Regions from separate parts of the Homo sapiens genome. Here regions 1 and 2 are each linked to region 3. Evidence: chromatin loops called from intact Hi-C (ENCODE). Cell type or tissue: endothelial cell of umbilical vein. All regions are shown on one strand.

Region 1 (5,000 bases), 400 kb before region 3:
TCACCTGTGACTCCAGATCCCCTTAGCTTAATTGCTTGCCATTGCCAGATTCTACAGAAAGCCTAAAGCTGAAACAGAATAAATTAACTACTGGGATTTCATTCTGTCACCCTAGCTGGAGCAACCATGAACTTCTGGGCTCAGGCGATCCTCCCACCTCAGCCTCCTGAGTAGCTGGGACTACAGGCATGCACCACCACACCTGGCTAATTTTAAAATTTTTGTAGAGATAGGATCTCGCTACATTGACTAGCCTGGTCTCAAACTCCAGGGCTCGAGTAATCTTCCCACTTCAGCCCCCCAAAGTGCTAGGATTGCAGGTGTGACCTACCATGTCTAACCTATGGGGGCATTTCTGATTCAGAACCCAAACACCTCTTCTCTATCATGATAAGTAGAATCTGTATATTGGGAATGGGTGTGAAGTAAATTTTTAGTATTTATTTATTTATTTATTTGGAGAGAGAGTCTCTTGCTCTGTTGCCCAGGCTGGAGTGCCGTGGTGCAATCTCGGCTAAGTGCAACTTCCACCTCCCGGGTTGAAGCGATTCTCCTGCCTCAGCTTCCCGAGTAGCTGGGACTACAGGCACGTGCCACCATGCCTAGCTAATGTTTTTTTGTATTTTTAATAGAGATGGGGTTTCGCCATGTTGGCCAGGATGGTCTTGAACTCCTGACCTCAGGTGATCCACCCACCTTGGCTTCCCAAAGTGCTGGGATTACAGGTGTGAGCCACTGTACCCGGCCAATTTTTAGTGTTTCTACATTAGGCAAACCCATCTTTCCTGGCAATTTTCTTATGTACACTTTGTTTATACTTTGAAACAACTGAAATTTTGAGAGCTATTTCCCCTCACATAGGAAGCCAATTGACAGGGGCCACCTCAATGCTCTTGACCTCTAGTGGGGATTGGACCCCACAGATTCTTGCTACTCAGTGCTGTCCCAGGCCAGCATATCAATATCTCTTGGGAGCTTGCTGGAGATGCAGTATCTCAGGCCCCGCCCTTGGCAGCTGAAACAGAACCTTCATTTTAACAAGATTCCCTAGTGAGTCGAGTGCAAATTAAAGTTTGAGAAGTACTCTCCTAAATCACAGCTTGGTCAATCAAGAAGCAAGTGGTCCCAGGATGTTTCTATCCTTTAAATGTAACAACAATCCCATTACTGAGTTTTTTTGTTTCTTTTATTTGTTTGTTTTTGTTTTTTTTTTGAGATGGAGCGTTGCTTTGTCGCCCAGACTGGAGTGCAGTAGTGCCATCTCAGCTCACTGCAACCTCCACTTCCCAGGTTCAAGCAATTCTCCTGCCCCAGCCTCCTGAGTAGCTGGGGCTACAGGTGCATGCCACCACACCCAGCTAATTTTTGTATTTTTAGTAGAGATGGGGTTTCACCATGTTGGTCAGGCTTGTCTCGACTACCTGACCTCAGGTGATCCACCCGCCTCGGCCTCCCAAAGTGCTAGGATTACAGGTGTGAGCCACCGCGCCCGGCAATTACTCAGTGTGTAATGTGAACCACAGGCACTTTGAGTTCGTGGTCTCTAATTACTGACAGAGTCATTCAGGGCAGGTATCCTCAATTCTCATTTCCAGCTGAGAAAGAATGAGATTTGGGAGACAAAGTAACTTGGTAGAAATTACACAGCCAATAAATGAAAGTTCCTGGATGTGAACACAGGTTTATCTTCTGACTGAGCAATATTGCTTCCCATTCTTCTTGCTGTTTTTCAAAGCACCGTTTTTGATGAGGTAGGTCCTGGGGTCATAAAGAGAAAGGAATTTTGTTCATTTTACTCTTCCCTGGACTGTGTGAAATATTTCAGGTACAGAGACTAAGTCAATGATTATCTATCTGGTGGATTAAAGAACAGACAATTCAGAAATGCTCTTGATGGTCATAAGTTAATTTTAAAAATTTATTTAGAAGGGATCCTCAGGAATGCCTAATTGTATCCACTGGATTTTAATACTTTCAATTCCGTGCAACTAAATGTGGCCCTTGGAAAAGTCCTGTGACTTCCGAACCCACCAGTAGATGTCAGTATTTCTTTGGACACCACAATGGCCTCTCAAGTTTTTGCCCTACCAGGCTCTTCACAAGATCCGTTGTGTCTGAAGAAGGAGCGGCGACTTTTTGTCTACATTTTTACTTGGTTGGAACAATCTTCTGAGATATCTTCAAGGGTGTTAGTGACCCCAAGGCAGTACTCTCTTGCCCTCTCTCTCTCCCTGTCTCTCTCTGTCTCTGTATGTGTGCGCCTCTTTCCTTCTCTTTCTCTCCCTATTTCCTCTCCCCATACTCCCACACTGACATTTTTTAATGAAAAAGATGATTTTCTCCCATGAAGATATTTCTGTGCAGATGTTAGAAAAGGACATTCGAAGACACTAAAGTCAGATTTTGTCAAGCCCTCTGGCTGGTAAACCAAGCAGATCCCACTCTCCAGGAATGAAGCAACTATTACGTTGGGGCGAAAGTTATTGCTATTACTTTTAATGGCAAAAAAACACGATTTTTTCCCCCAACCTAATACTACCATGCTAAATGCCAATTCAAAAAGGATTGCCCTTTGAAGAAAAAAAGGCAGAAGTAAGCAGGAAGGATAGCTCACTTGGAGTATCATCCGAGTTAGCTTAGGTAAAGACTGTAGCTTTCTACTAAAGCGTAATTTATTTCTCAAAGAATATTTTATATGCAACTATTTTCTGGGCTCTGTTCTGGAGCTTTATTAAATGTGTAAGAAGGCTGAATAATTGATCAGGTTTACCAAAGACTACAATTTAAGCTGACAGGCATTTGATTTTAGATGCTGGTGTCTCATTTGTGTGGCTTTTTCATGCATCTGCCAGCAACGGGTATGCTAAGACAATTATGTTCTTCCCACTGGACTGCTTTTTCTTGTCTCCTTTCCAGAACGATCCTTCTATTTTTTTTTTAGAAAAAGCTGTGCTTTAGGTTAACCACATAAAATTATTTGACAGATATCTGAAGAGACTCACTTTCTTTACAAGAGAGGTTAATAGTAGCTTCTCAGTAAGGAAAAAAAAAACGCTGAGAGGGATTAAATAAGAGAAATGCTTTCTGAGTCATTAGATGCTAGACAGGTTAAAATACCAGAAAAGTACACTGTAGCATTCAATTTGGCACGAGGTAATGACTTAATGATTTTCCCGATTTCTGATATTCGGTGTGGAACACTTAAGCCTTTCTGAGGCCTGATTAGCAAACAGTTTTATTTCCCTTTGCAGAAGAGGATGTAATCAGTTGTTAGGTGGACAATTCAGAAGTGCTTTAGGATTTTTCACACTGCCGGTTTTATAATTTAGCGATTATGTAGCTTGATGGTGAGAGTCATTACTTTCAAGAAGTTTGGAAATTGAACTAGTCCAGTGTTTCCCAGAACCTCATCTATTTACAAGCTAGAGAGTTTTTTTTTTTTTTTGCTATTAATACTCTATAGTGGTTGAGGACATATAGTGTGTAACTGCATTCAGAGCCCAGCTTTGTAATTTACTAGCCAAATGACCTTGTCAATATTACTTAACTTCTATAAACCACAGTTTCCTTATCTGCAAAATGGGGGTGATAATGCTTTATTTGTAGGATGATTGTGAAGTGTCTATAATGTTATTAGTTCTCTATCCCCATCCTCCACTCTGAGGACTGGTTTTAGGTATGTATGGGGGAGGCTGGCCTACCACAGATTTTATCTACTCTTTCAAAATAATCACAAGTTATGCACATACTCTGTGCCAGGCAGTATGAACTGAACACCGAAGATACTCCAGTGAACAAGACAGAAGAGGCTTCTACTGGCATGAAACTTACATTCTAATGGAGGACACAGAAAATTATAAAGTAAACAAACACATAAATACGGAATAACATAGATAGTAATGAGTGTGTAGAAGAAAAGTAAGGTAGGATAAGGAAACAAAGTAAAGAAGAAGATCAAGGAAAGTTACTTTGAGTAAATGACTGTGTTAGTCCCTTCTCACATTGCTATGAAGCACTACCTGAGACTGGGTAATTACATAAATTACCTAGTATAAATTTATAAAGAAAAGAGGTTTAATTGACTAACAGTTCTGCAGGAAGTACAGGAAGGTGCCTGGGGAGGCCTCAGGAAACTTACAATCAGAGTGGAAAGGGGAAGGGGAAGCAAATATTTCTTCACGCAGCAGCAGGAGAGACAGAGCATGAAGAGGGAAATGCTACACACTTTTAAACAAGCAGATCTTCTGAGAACTCATTGTTACCACAAGAACAGCAAGGGGGAAGTCCGCCCCCATGATTCAATGGCCACCTACCATGCCCCTCCTCCAACACATGAGGATTGCAATTTGACATGAGATTTAGCTGGGGACACGGAGCCAAACCATATTAATAACATTAAAGGAAAACAATAATTTTAAAACTTTAATTGGGCCTTCGTGTAGCTGATGAGGCCATCAAAGGATGGCTGGATATGTAATCAGTTTCTTTTCTCAAATGCAGAGAGAGCCAAGGCACAGTCTGAAAAATGAGAATGAACACATACACTGTTCTGTCTCAAAATGTAATATTTTCTCCTCATTGGAGGCTCAGAGGAATCTTTGCAGATTCTGCTGCATTTACGGAAATATTCTTCTTTAATAATAATTAGTGTGTGGCCCTGATGACCAAACAGATGACTATGGAGGTTCAGAGCTCCCTTTGAGAAATGGAATACAGCTGATTGACAGTCTCAAGCTGTCATACCCCTGCATTCTTTCTGAACCAATTATACCACTAGGCTGTTCCCACCCAATGACGTAGCCGGGCATGTACACTGGCATAGGACCATTTGCCTGTTGAAAGATTCCTCTAATGGGTAACTTTTGTTCAGGACACCCCATAGTCCTAGCCAAGACTTTTCTTAGAGAAGCTCTGTAAGCTCAGACTCTTCCAGATCAATTCTTCCTTTTTCCTCTCCTTTTACAGATATAAAACTTACACTGTGATCTGAAGGCTTGTCC
Region 2 (5,000 bases), 110 kb before region 3:
TGAAATTGTGATGGCATCGAGGGGAGCTAATCAGGAAGCTGGACTTGCAGGCAGGTTTCAACACATTTGGTAATATATTTGCACTTTCTGCTCAGTCACCTTCAAGTGTCTGGTGTAATTAACCTTGGGCTCTCCTCAATGACACATCAGGAGCATTTCTTGCTAAGGAAGCTGTGGGACCCATCGGCTGGGCATGGCCTTGTCTGGTCAGCACACAAGTGGCTTCATTACGTTTCCTTTCACGAAGGCTGAGTATTAAAGTGACCTCTGACTGACAGTTAAATTGCTTAATTAGAGCCTTTCTTCTAAGTCTTCGATTCATGTAGCTCTGCAAGCTCTTATTGATCTCCTAGAAAGGCTGCTTGTAGCTCAGTGTGAGAGCAGGAAGAGGAAAGTCCGTTCAGCAGCACCAGCTGGCCCCTGGAGATTCCTGACCTCTGCTTCCAGCATCCTCTTTGCTCAGATCATTGGAATGTCTGCTTTGTGAGAATCAGCAAGGAGCAGCTCAAAGCAAGCCGACCATGGTCCAGGTCCTGCCTCTCATTTGGAGGAAAACACAAACGAGGGCTAACAGAGCCTGGTACCAAAAAGCAAAAGCAAAAGCAATATGATTAGTAACTTCTGAAGCTTTTTGTGGCTATCTAGGAGAAAGAAAGAAAAGTGTCTGATGTGATCCGGAAAAAAAAAAAATTCCCTGTGCTCCCACCCAAAGCTGCAATGTCTGTTGTTGTTCCATTATTCGACAATAAAATGCAGGGTGGAACAGGGCAGATACCTAACGCAGCATCCTCTTTTGTTGTATTTTTGTAATACACCACCCATGATGTGTTTCCTTTTAAAACACTGATGGTTTCCAAAGCAGAGCAAACAGACACAGGAATAATAGAACTCTGGGTTTCAAAGAGATGATGGAAACAAGTCTTCTTTAAATATTTACTGTTTTACAAACAAATCCATGACAGAAACCAGTCTCTCTCTCTCCCCTCCTCTTCCTCTCTCCCTCTCTTTTCCTCTCTCTCTCTTTTCCTCTCTCTCTCTCCCTGTCTTTCTGTCCCTCTTTCTTTCCCTCTTCCTCTTGCTCTCTCTCCCTCTCTTCCTCTTTCCCCCTCTCTCTCCCTCTGTCTCTCCTTCTCTCTCTCTCCCTGTCTCTCCTTCTCTCTCTCTCCCTCTGTCTCTCCTTCTCTCTCTCTCCCTCTGTCTCTCCTTCTTTCTCTCTCCGTCTCTCCTTCTCTCTCTTTCTCCCTCCTTCTCTTCTTATCTTTCCCTTTCTTTGTTCCTCTCTCTCCCTCTCCCTTTTTGTCTCTTTCTCTCTCTCCTCCCTGTATCTCTCTCTCACTCTCTCTTTCTTCCCTCCCTCCTTTACGCCCCACCACAGGAATTTTTGTTTCCATCTGATACTTGAGGATGATCTTTTTCAAACGTTTATCTTGTGACTTGCATTTGTATTAACATGCTTAGCTACTTTGCTTCCTGGTGCGGGTGTCTTATTAACAACCAAATGCTGAGCCAGTGCTTTGAATCTGCAAGATGAAGGAAGAGTTGAGTTGAAGCCACAGCTCTCAATCTGTGGACACGGGTTTGGTTTGGCTTGGTTTCCATTTCAGCTCAGACTCTCCTTAAATGTTTATTTGTGAAAGTAAAACGAGCATCTTAGATTTCTTCTCATGTCAACATTTCCAGGAATCTTTGAGTCAGTGCTCGCAACAACTGCAAGTTTTTAGAGTTTATAGTCTCTTGTAAGATGTGAAGACTGAGTGGGAGAGTGTAGAACAAAGAAATAGGGGTGAACGCATCGTGATATGAGATGTGGGGTTGTGAATTGAACTTAGTATTGAATTTCCAAGGAGCGTAACTGGAAAAAAATCACTGACAAAGGAAACTGATGCTTCCTCCTTCCTCAGCCCCAAGAAGAGATGCTATAATGAGTAATATTTTCATTTCCTTCCGCATTCACATTTATGACTGTAACAGCTTGTATAATTTCCTGAGGGATTTCCCTCCCTATCACTTAATGTTTCCTCTATTTTGGAGAAGTTCGTATTCCAAAGTGGCAATTCCATTAGCAGGTATACCGCCATATTATAACATGTGAAAATACCTCATGGACTCTCGATCCTCAAAATCACTTTGCACCTCCATGTGAATTATCTCTCCTGTGCCCTAAATGTCTTATTCTTCACCACATTTTTGCACCCTGCTAAGATCAAAGGCAATCCAGGGCAGGAGACCTGTGTTACCATCTGGAGTTAAAAATGTAGCAAAGCGGGACTGGCACAGTGGCTCATGCCTGTAATCCCAGCACTTTGAAAGGCCAAGGTGGGTGGATCATTTGAGGTCAAGAGTTCAAGACCAGCCTGGCCAACATGGTGAGACCCTGTCTCTACTAAAAATACGAAATGTAGCTGGGTGTACTGGTGCATGCCTGTAATCCCAGCTACTTTGGAGGCTGAGACATGAGAATTGCTTGAACCTGGGAGACAGAGGCTACAGTGAGCCGAGATTGCACCACTGCACTCCATTCTGGGCGACAGAGCGAGACTCTGTCTCAGAAAAAAAAAAATGTAGTAAAGCATAAGGGTCCAGGTGAGAAGGAGGCCACACTAGACCAGAGAATGGCGGTTGGACCAGAGAAGGACAAGGAGGAGCTTTATATCTGAATCCAGGAATAGAATCAAGTTTATGTGGCAACGATAGAAGTTCTGGGTTTATGTATTGACCCCAGACACTGTGCTCTTTGTTACCCATTCTGCTAAGTGAGCCATGCTGGGAATCCCATGCACGTTCACTGGAATGGAATGCAGGACAGATGCCAACCACTTGGAAAGCCACGGGAGCCCAATATAAGACTTTCTCAAATGCTACTGAGGATGCTTGATTGCAGGTTCAGATGCAAAGGATGGGGGACTCCCACCCTATTTCCAGAGCTGCTGTGGTTTTCTTTCTTGGAGACCGTGAATATCTCACTTAGCTTCACAGAATCATGGTCTCTCAACATTCTAACTGAATGAATACAACTTGATTTCACCTTTTCTCTAGGTTTAATCATACTTGGTCGGACGTCAGACAGATGGGGTTTGTATATTGGCTCTGCACTGCTAAGCGTGTGATTGGGCAAGTCATGTATGTTTTCAGAGCTCAGTTTTCCCTGCTGCAAAGTGGAACTGTAAGAATCAAATGTAAACAAATGTATTTAAGTACCTATCAGTGTCTGGTTCAGATAAGTATTTGCTGCTATTCCTAATTTTTCTATTACAATGACTCCTGCTTCTATTACTATTAACGCTATGTTAAAGATCTTAAGGAATCTTTTAAAAAAATTTTCTCCCTGAGCAAGATGAAACTTAGTAAACAAGATAAAAAATCCAGTAGAAAAAAATTCCTCACTTCCTACTTTCCAACAATCTCAGGGAATATATTCCTGTTTTTTTTTTTTTTTTAGAAATAAAAATACAGATATTACTGAGGAAGCTACAATTCATTTCCCCCTCAGTCATGAGGGGTGCAAACGATGACTGACATTTCAGTCAGGTGGTCACGAGCCATTTAATCACCCCAGGGTTTTGATTACAGCAGAGAGGGGCAGCCGCTGAAGTGCTCTGCATCACGTCCACGTCAATCACGTGGTCTTTAGTGCTTAGGCAAAGCATGCGTGATTACTGGTCTTTATTTCGTGCAATTTAAAAATGTATGCTCAGCTTTACTTTAGTATGTGATGTTACATTTTAGAAAGCGCACGCTGTGCACTGAGTTGTTTTGAGACTGAATGGAAGGAAGACACAAATGGAAGGCAGGGGAAATTTCAGGGTGTTGTAGTGGCCTAGGCAAGATGTAATGAGGCCCCACACCAAGACACCAGAGAGGGACATGGATGAAGTAGAGGGAAGGAGCCAAGCGATACATCGGACAAACAGATGTTAGAACATGCTGATCCACTACATGTAGCAGGGATGGGGGCGGTTCCCCAAACGGTCTGGCCGTTGGGTACATGCTTCCGGCATTTACTGTGGCAAGAAATGTAGGTAAGGGAGAAATGAGAGGGACAGGAAGAGGGCTTCAGTTTGAGACACTGATTTTCGGGGTTTGTGGAACATGGAAGAGATGATGTCTACGATACAGTTGTCTATACAAGCCTAGGGCTTAGGGGAGAGGACTGGGGCACAGTTGTAGATATTAGGCAATGAACAGATGCTTTGGAGATCTTAAAACAGAAGCCACGTCCATTAAACTTGATACATTCCTGGCGGCAGCAAGAGGCTAGATTAACTGGCGTTAGTAGCCATCTGGCTTGGGTGCTGCAGTGCTGTTATATGAATAGTGCCCTTTCATGTCTGTATGTAATCACTTATGCGTCCGAGTGATGAAACACTAAAGAACTTTTAATATAGATTTTATTTTTAAACCTTACATGCTCCTCATATTAAATTTGTAGAATACAGAAAAGAAGAAATAAGAAATTATTGCCATCCTTAGTATTACAATATAGATACAAGCTATTGAAATTTTGGTTTATTTCCCTCACAAACACACACATACAAATATATACACGCACTCATGTACACACAAACATGCATAGTTAAGATAATATTATATATAATTTTGTATCTTGCCTTTTTCACTTCATATTATTTGAAATTTTCTTAAATAGTTTCTTTGGCTAGTCAATGAAATGGACGTGCTGTAATTCAGTTAGCCACGCTTTATTATTAACCATTTGGATTATTAATGGGTTTTTTCTTTTCTTGTTATAACAATGCTATGAGGAGTATCTTTATATGTGAATCTTAGTACATTTCCTATTATTTCCTTTATATAGCTTTTCTTTTCTTTATTGAACACTCTACTATGAAATATTTTAAGTATGTAGAGAAATACCGACTATATAATGCATACAAAGTATATAACATACAAAAACTTCTCCCTGTCCAGACTGGCCAAATCTTCATATTTTGCCACATTTGCTTCAAGTTCTTTTGTTTTCTCCCAAACAGAAATGAACTGTT
Region 3 (5,000 bases):
GCACAGAAAAATATACTCTCCATTTTAGTGCAGTGCAAAGAGAGATACTGAAGAATTAAAAATCAGCCAGTTAAGCTGGGCATGGTGGCATGCACCTGTAATCCCAGCTATTCAAGAGGCTGAGGTGGAAGGATTTGCTTGACCCCAAGAATACGAGACCAGCCTGGGCATCATAGCAAGTCCTCATCTAGAAGAAAGGAAGGAAGGAAGGAAGGAAGGGAAGGAGGGAGGGAGGGGAGGGGAGGGGAGGAGAGAGGAGGGGAGGGGAGGGGAAGAGAGATAGAGAGAAAGAGAGAGAGAGAAAGAGAGAGAGAGAAAAAAGGAAAGGAAAGGAAGAAAAAAGAAGGAGTGAGGGAGGAAGAGAGGAAGGGAGGGAGGGAGGGAGGAAGGAAGGAAGGAAGGAAGGAAAGGAGGGAGGATGGATCAGCCAATTTACCACTCAATCCATGGCAAACACATCAGTGATTTAAGGATGCTTGTTCTGGGGTTCCCTGGAATGTGGGTGTGCTGCTTTATGGCATTAGTCATAGCAGTAGTACTACATAATAAGTGTGTGTAATGGCATTCACTGGGCCCAAGTACAATTGCCATCTTGCCCTTATGAACTTATTAGTAACAGTTAATAAACAAGTAGTGATAAATATAGCTTGAATGTTTAAAAATAACATTTAGTTTTTGAAGCTGATGATTAATAGAATAATGCCCAGCAACAGCATTTTCCTGTCTACCTACCTCCAACTCTTCAGTGCTCCTACCTGCAGCCCTCACCACAGCAATGTCCTTTCACCTGGTCTCATCTCCTTCAGTCTCGTTCCCTTGCATGTAAAATGCTGGTTCTGGATCAATTTTTAGATCAGACTTGATTAGCAAGTGCATCCTGATTCTACCACTTATTTGATTAAAAATCTTTCAACTGAATCCCATTAGCCAAAGAACACAGTCTGACAGCCAAACTCTGTATAATCCAGCATTGAAGGCCCTCTGTAGAAGACCCCATCCTGTTTTCCCAATCCTAATTCTCATTATTCTCCTTCATGTGCCCTATTCTTTTCTCAGAGTTATGCTTGCCCATGCATATAATGTAAATTCTTGCCCATTTAGCCTTGGATCAAGAGATTCTTTCAGGCTGGAATTGCCAATGCCAATTCCATTTCTACATGGTTTTATTCTATTTATGCTTCAAGACCCAGATCCAAATCACCTCCTCCTTGGAACAGTTGAGATCCTCATAGCCCAAAGTAATCTTCATCTTTTTGCAAAACTGTAAGACGTTTCTGCCTCTTTTACTGAACCTATCATTTTCTAAATTGCGTCATCATTATTTATCTATGTCTTACTACTAATGGACTATCACTTATCTTTTTCTACTTAAATACTAAATATACTTTCTTGAATATTGAAACAATATGTAATAAATAAATTTATCAATCCATTCATACCCTCAGTCATCGTTCTTCTGTGCTACGCATGCCAATAAGCTTAAGTGGTTTCCTTAAGTAACAGTCAGTTCACACTGGAATCAAAGCTGCTCAAACTCCACAAACTCCAACCCTCTCTTGAGTTTGCAGGCCCATTTCAGATTAGCAGAATCATTAGCAACATGTGGTGAAGCACTGCGTATTGCTTACGTTTCAGAATAATTTTGTCCTATATGACCTCTGTGAATATATCAGGGACTGGGCCTTTGGAAGCATTTCAACTTTGGGAAATGTCTGACTATGCAAATACTCTATAGTTTCGCCTGACTTAGAAGCTATGGACAGGCCAAGCCTGACCTACTAAGTAATGTGCCTGTAACAAAAATCACCCTGCACGTTTGCTATCTATCCATTGGATTTACAGACAGGGTTCAGGAGAGCCACCATTGTTCATGTTTACTGCCAAGGTCCAAGTACAAAATCTTAGCACCCCCTAATGTTGAAAGCAGTCTTTTCACCGTGAGCAGAAAATGGAATGAGAAAAATAGACTGAAGGCCAATCCCAGCGAAGTTTAACTTTGGAACTAGCCATGACCTATATTTGTGTAGAATACAAGCTTTATAGACATTAATTTCAGCACCAGTTTAATCCCTGTTCCTACTAGGGCTATTTTGAGCTTATTTCACCATTTCTTTCAAAATTGTCAATAAATTGTTCATCCCTTTATGCTCTTCTTAAATCATTTCTGAGCTGTCTGCTTAGGCCATGGAGTAGACAAAACTAAATCTTATGTTCTGAGGATTGTTTTTTTGTATTCTTTTATGGTAGACCGTTTAATCATCTTGAGATTATTCTTTATCTCTCCTTTGTATTTTTATTCTGAATTATAAAATTTTTATCTGAAAGAAGGCCTTTTTCTTCTATAAAGATTTTTTCCTTTAGCTTCTCATGTTTTGGAAAAGAAAAAGTTAAATATAGAGTGTGGCTGAATATAAACTGGACTGCAGTGTTAAATGCCTCTCAGCCTCTTTCTATCACACTGTGTAAATAAAAGATTTGTTGGCAGCAATTTTCTTGGTTTGTTGGGTAAATTCTTCATAAATTCAGTTTTCAGTCTGACAGTGTTCATGAAAGCGGAACATAAAAGTAAAACATATGCACATTTTCCACCAGCTTTATTATGCAAAGTACTTGATTTTGTATAAAACTGGATTTTTCAAGGCCAGGAAAATCTTCAATAAATCACATCAGCAATCCCAAAAACGTCTGTAGAACCCTATGTGTTTTCCCACTTCTTTCAGCAACTCCGTGAATAAGAAGGAGACACCTGAAGGCTCTGCTATGGAAGCAAAGAGCGAGGGAGGCAAAGATAGAGTGAGGAAGGGAAAGATAGACTGAGGGAGGCAAAGATAGAGTGAGGGAGGGAAAGATAGAGGGAGGGAGGGAGGGAAAGATAGAGGGAGGGATGGAAAGATAGAGTGAGGGAGGGAAAGATGGAGGGAGGGAAAGATAGAGTGAGGGAGGCAAAGATAGAGGGAGGGAGGGAAAGATAGAGGGAGGGAGGGAAAGATGGAGGGAGGGATGGAAAGATGGAGGGAGGGAAAGATAGAGTGAGGAAGGGAAAGATGGAGGGAGGGAGGGAAAGATAGAGGGAGGGATGGAAAGATGGAGGGAGGGAAAGATAGAGTGAGGAAGGGAAAGATAGAGGGAGGGAGGGAGGGAAAGATAGAGGGAGGGAGGGAAAGATAGAGTGAGGGAGGGAAAGATGGAGGGAGGGAAAGATGGAGGGAGGGAGGGAAAGATAGAGGGAGGGAGGGAAAGATGATGGAGGGAGGGAAAGATGGAGGGAGGGAAAGATAGAGGGAGGGAGGGAAAGATAGAGTGAGGGAGGCAAAGATAGAGGGAGGGAGGGAAAGATAGAGGGAGGGAGGGAAAGATTGAGGGAGGGAAAGATGGAGGGAGGGAAAGATAGAGGGAGGGAGGGAAAGATAGAGTCAGGGAGGGAAAGATGGAGGGAGGGAAAGATAGAGGGAGAGAGGGAAAGAGAGTGAGGGAGGGAAAGACAGAGTGAGGGAGGGAAATATAGAGGGAGGGAGGGAAAGATGGAGGGAGAGAGGGAAAGAGAGTGAGGGAGGGAAAGACAGAGTGAGGGAGGGAAAGATAGAGGGAGGGAGGGAAAGATGGAGGGAAGGAAAGATAGAGGGAGGGAGGGAAAGATAGAGTGAGGGAGGGAAAGATAGAGGGAGGGAAGGAGGGAGAGATGGGGCGGGTGGGGGGAAGGAAGAAAGAAAAGAAAAGAGGGAGGGAGGAAAGGAGGGAGCCCAGGAGGGAATGATCTGATCATGTTCTCAGAGTGTGACAGAAAATGGAAACTATGTTCTTTTTAAAAACCCTCCATGTACAATGTAAGGTCGGTTCTGTTTGGTCTGCATAGTGATGTCTTTGTTTTAATGCAGGGCCTCAGCAAGGATGTGGTGGTTATCTGACAGGCTCGAATAATACCTTTGCCTCTCCTGATTCTGATTCGAATGGAATGTATGACAAGAATTTAAACTGTGTATGGATCATAATTGCACCTGTAAACAAAGTAATTCACCTCACCTTCAATACATTTGCTCTGGAGGCAGCAAGTACTAGGCAAAGATGCCTTTATGATTATGTAAAGGTAAGGCTGTTTTATTTTTTTAACAGAGTCTATTCATCCCAGACTCTAATATAGTGTATTCCAGTTTATATCGTTACAGGAAGTCCTGCTAATTTTGAGTACAGGTGCTACTGCTTTTTAAAATGACCTTTTCTTCAGTGATGCTACATTTAATATTATAGATGCTCTATCTTCATATCAAATTAATCTTTAATATGGGTGACTCAAATATTTTGTGTGACTGGCTTCCAACATTAGCATTTAAATCTCCTATTCATCAATGTCTTGCAAAAGACGATCTATAGGAAGGTCGGTTTTCTGGAGAGAGATACTCAAAGGACCTTTGGCAAATCCTAAAATAAACAATGTCAGTGACACAAATAATCACCTCTTAATTTGTCTATTTCTTAGGCTTATAGATTTGCTTATCACATTATGTTTAGATATTAAAATGGTTCTGAAATCCCATTAAAAGTAAATAAAGGCTGGGCACTGTGGCTCATGCCTGTAATTCCAGCAATTTGGGACACCGAGGCAGGAGGATCACTTGAGGCCAGGAGTTTGAGACCAGCCTGGCCAACATGGTGAAACCCTGTTTCTACTAAAGACACAAAAAATTAGCCGGGTGTGGCGGCGGGCGCCTGTAGTCCCAGCTGCTCCAGAGGCTGAGGCAGGAGAATCGCTTGAACCCGGGAGGTGGAGGTTGCAGTGAGCTGAGATCTCGCCACTGCACTCTAGCCTGGGTAGCAGAGCAAGACTCCGTCTCAAAAATAAATAAATAAATAAAATAAAAAAGTAAATCAAGAAACTTCTGTTCAATTTTTAATGACTTTAATATTAAATTATTATACCTATCAGGTTATATAGGTTCAGATTACAAGTGTTAAGTAGCATCAATCAGTATTTACTACTGCACTCTCAGGGGAAAAATAAAAAG

Evidence for each region. A loop is a pair of places that touch in the nucleus more often than their neighbours do. Peaks named below come from ENCODE experiments on the same cell type or tissue, not always from the same donor. Only the 100,000 strongest peaks of a DNase experiment are listed, where the experiment ranks them.
Region 1: a loop joins it to region 3, with 5 times the contacts of the local background. A loop is called at or near these places in 106 of 110 quality-filtered maps.
Region 2: a loop joins it to region 3, with 8 times the contacts of the local background. A loop is called at or near these places in 4 of 110 quality-filtered maps.

Annotation. Positions count from the first base shown.
Region 1 is chr10:17,254,929-17,259,928 of GRCh38, reverse strand. No RefSeq gene overlaps it. Among named protein-coding and RNA genes, the nearest start is that of VIM-AS1, 27 kb to the right of the region's middle. In endothelial cell of umbilical vein, a CTCF peak has its summit at 2,025 (motif pointing right); a DNase peak (open chromatin) is centred at 2,068; H3K27ac peaks cover 388 bases.
Region 2 is chr10:16,964,014-16,969,013 of GRCh38, reverse strand. The region is part of intron 31 of CUBN (cubilin); the gene reads left to right. Among named protein-coding and RNA genes, the nearest start is that of RSU1, 150 kb to the right of the region's middle. RefSeq lists an enhancer at 61-624. In endothelial cell of umbilical vein, no CTCF peak of the experiment used is centred here; DNase peaks (open chromatin) are centred at 423, 1,793 and 2,763; H3K27ac peaks cover 3,249 bases.
Region 3 is chr10:16,850,319-16,855,318 of GRCh38, reverse strand. CUBN (cubilin) reads left to right here. Exons shown (of 67, transcript NM_001081.4): 60 at 3,876-4,084. Among named protein-coding and RNA genes, the nearest start is that of RSU1, 35 kb to the right of the region's middle. In endothelial cell of umbilical vein, a CTCF peak has its summit at 1,930; DNase peaks (open chromatin) are centred at 578 and 1,908.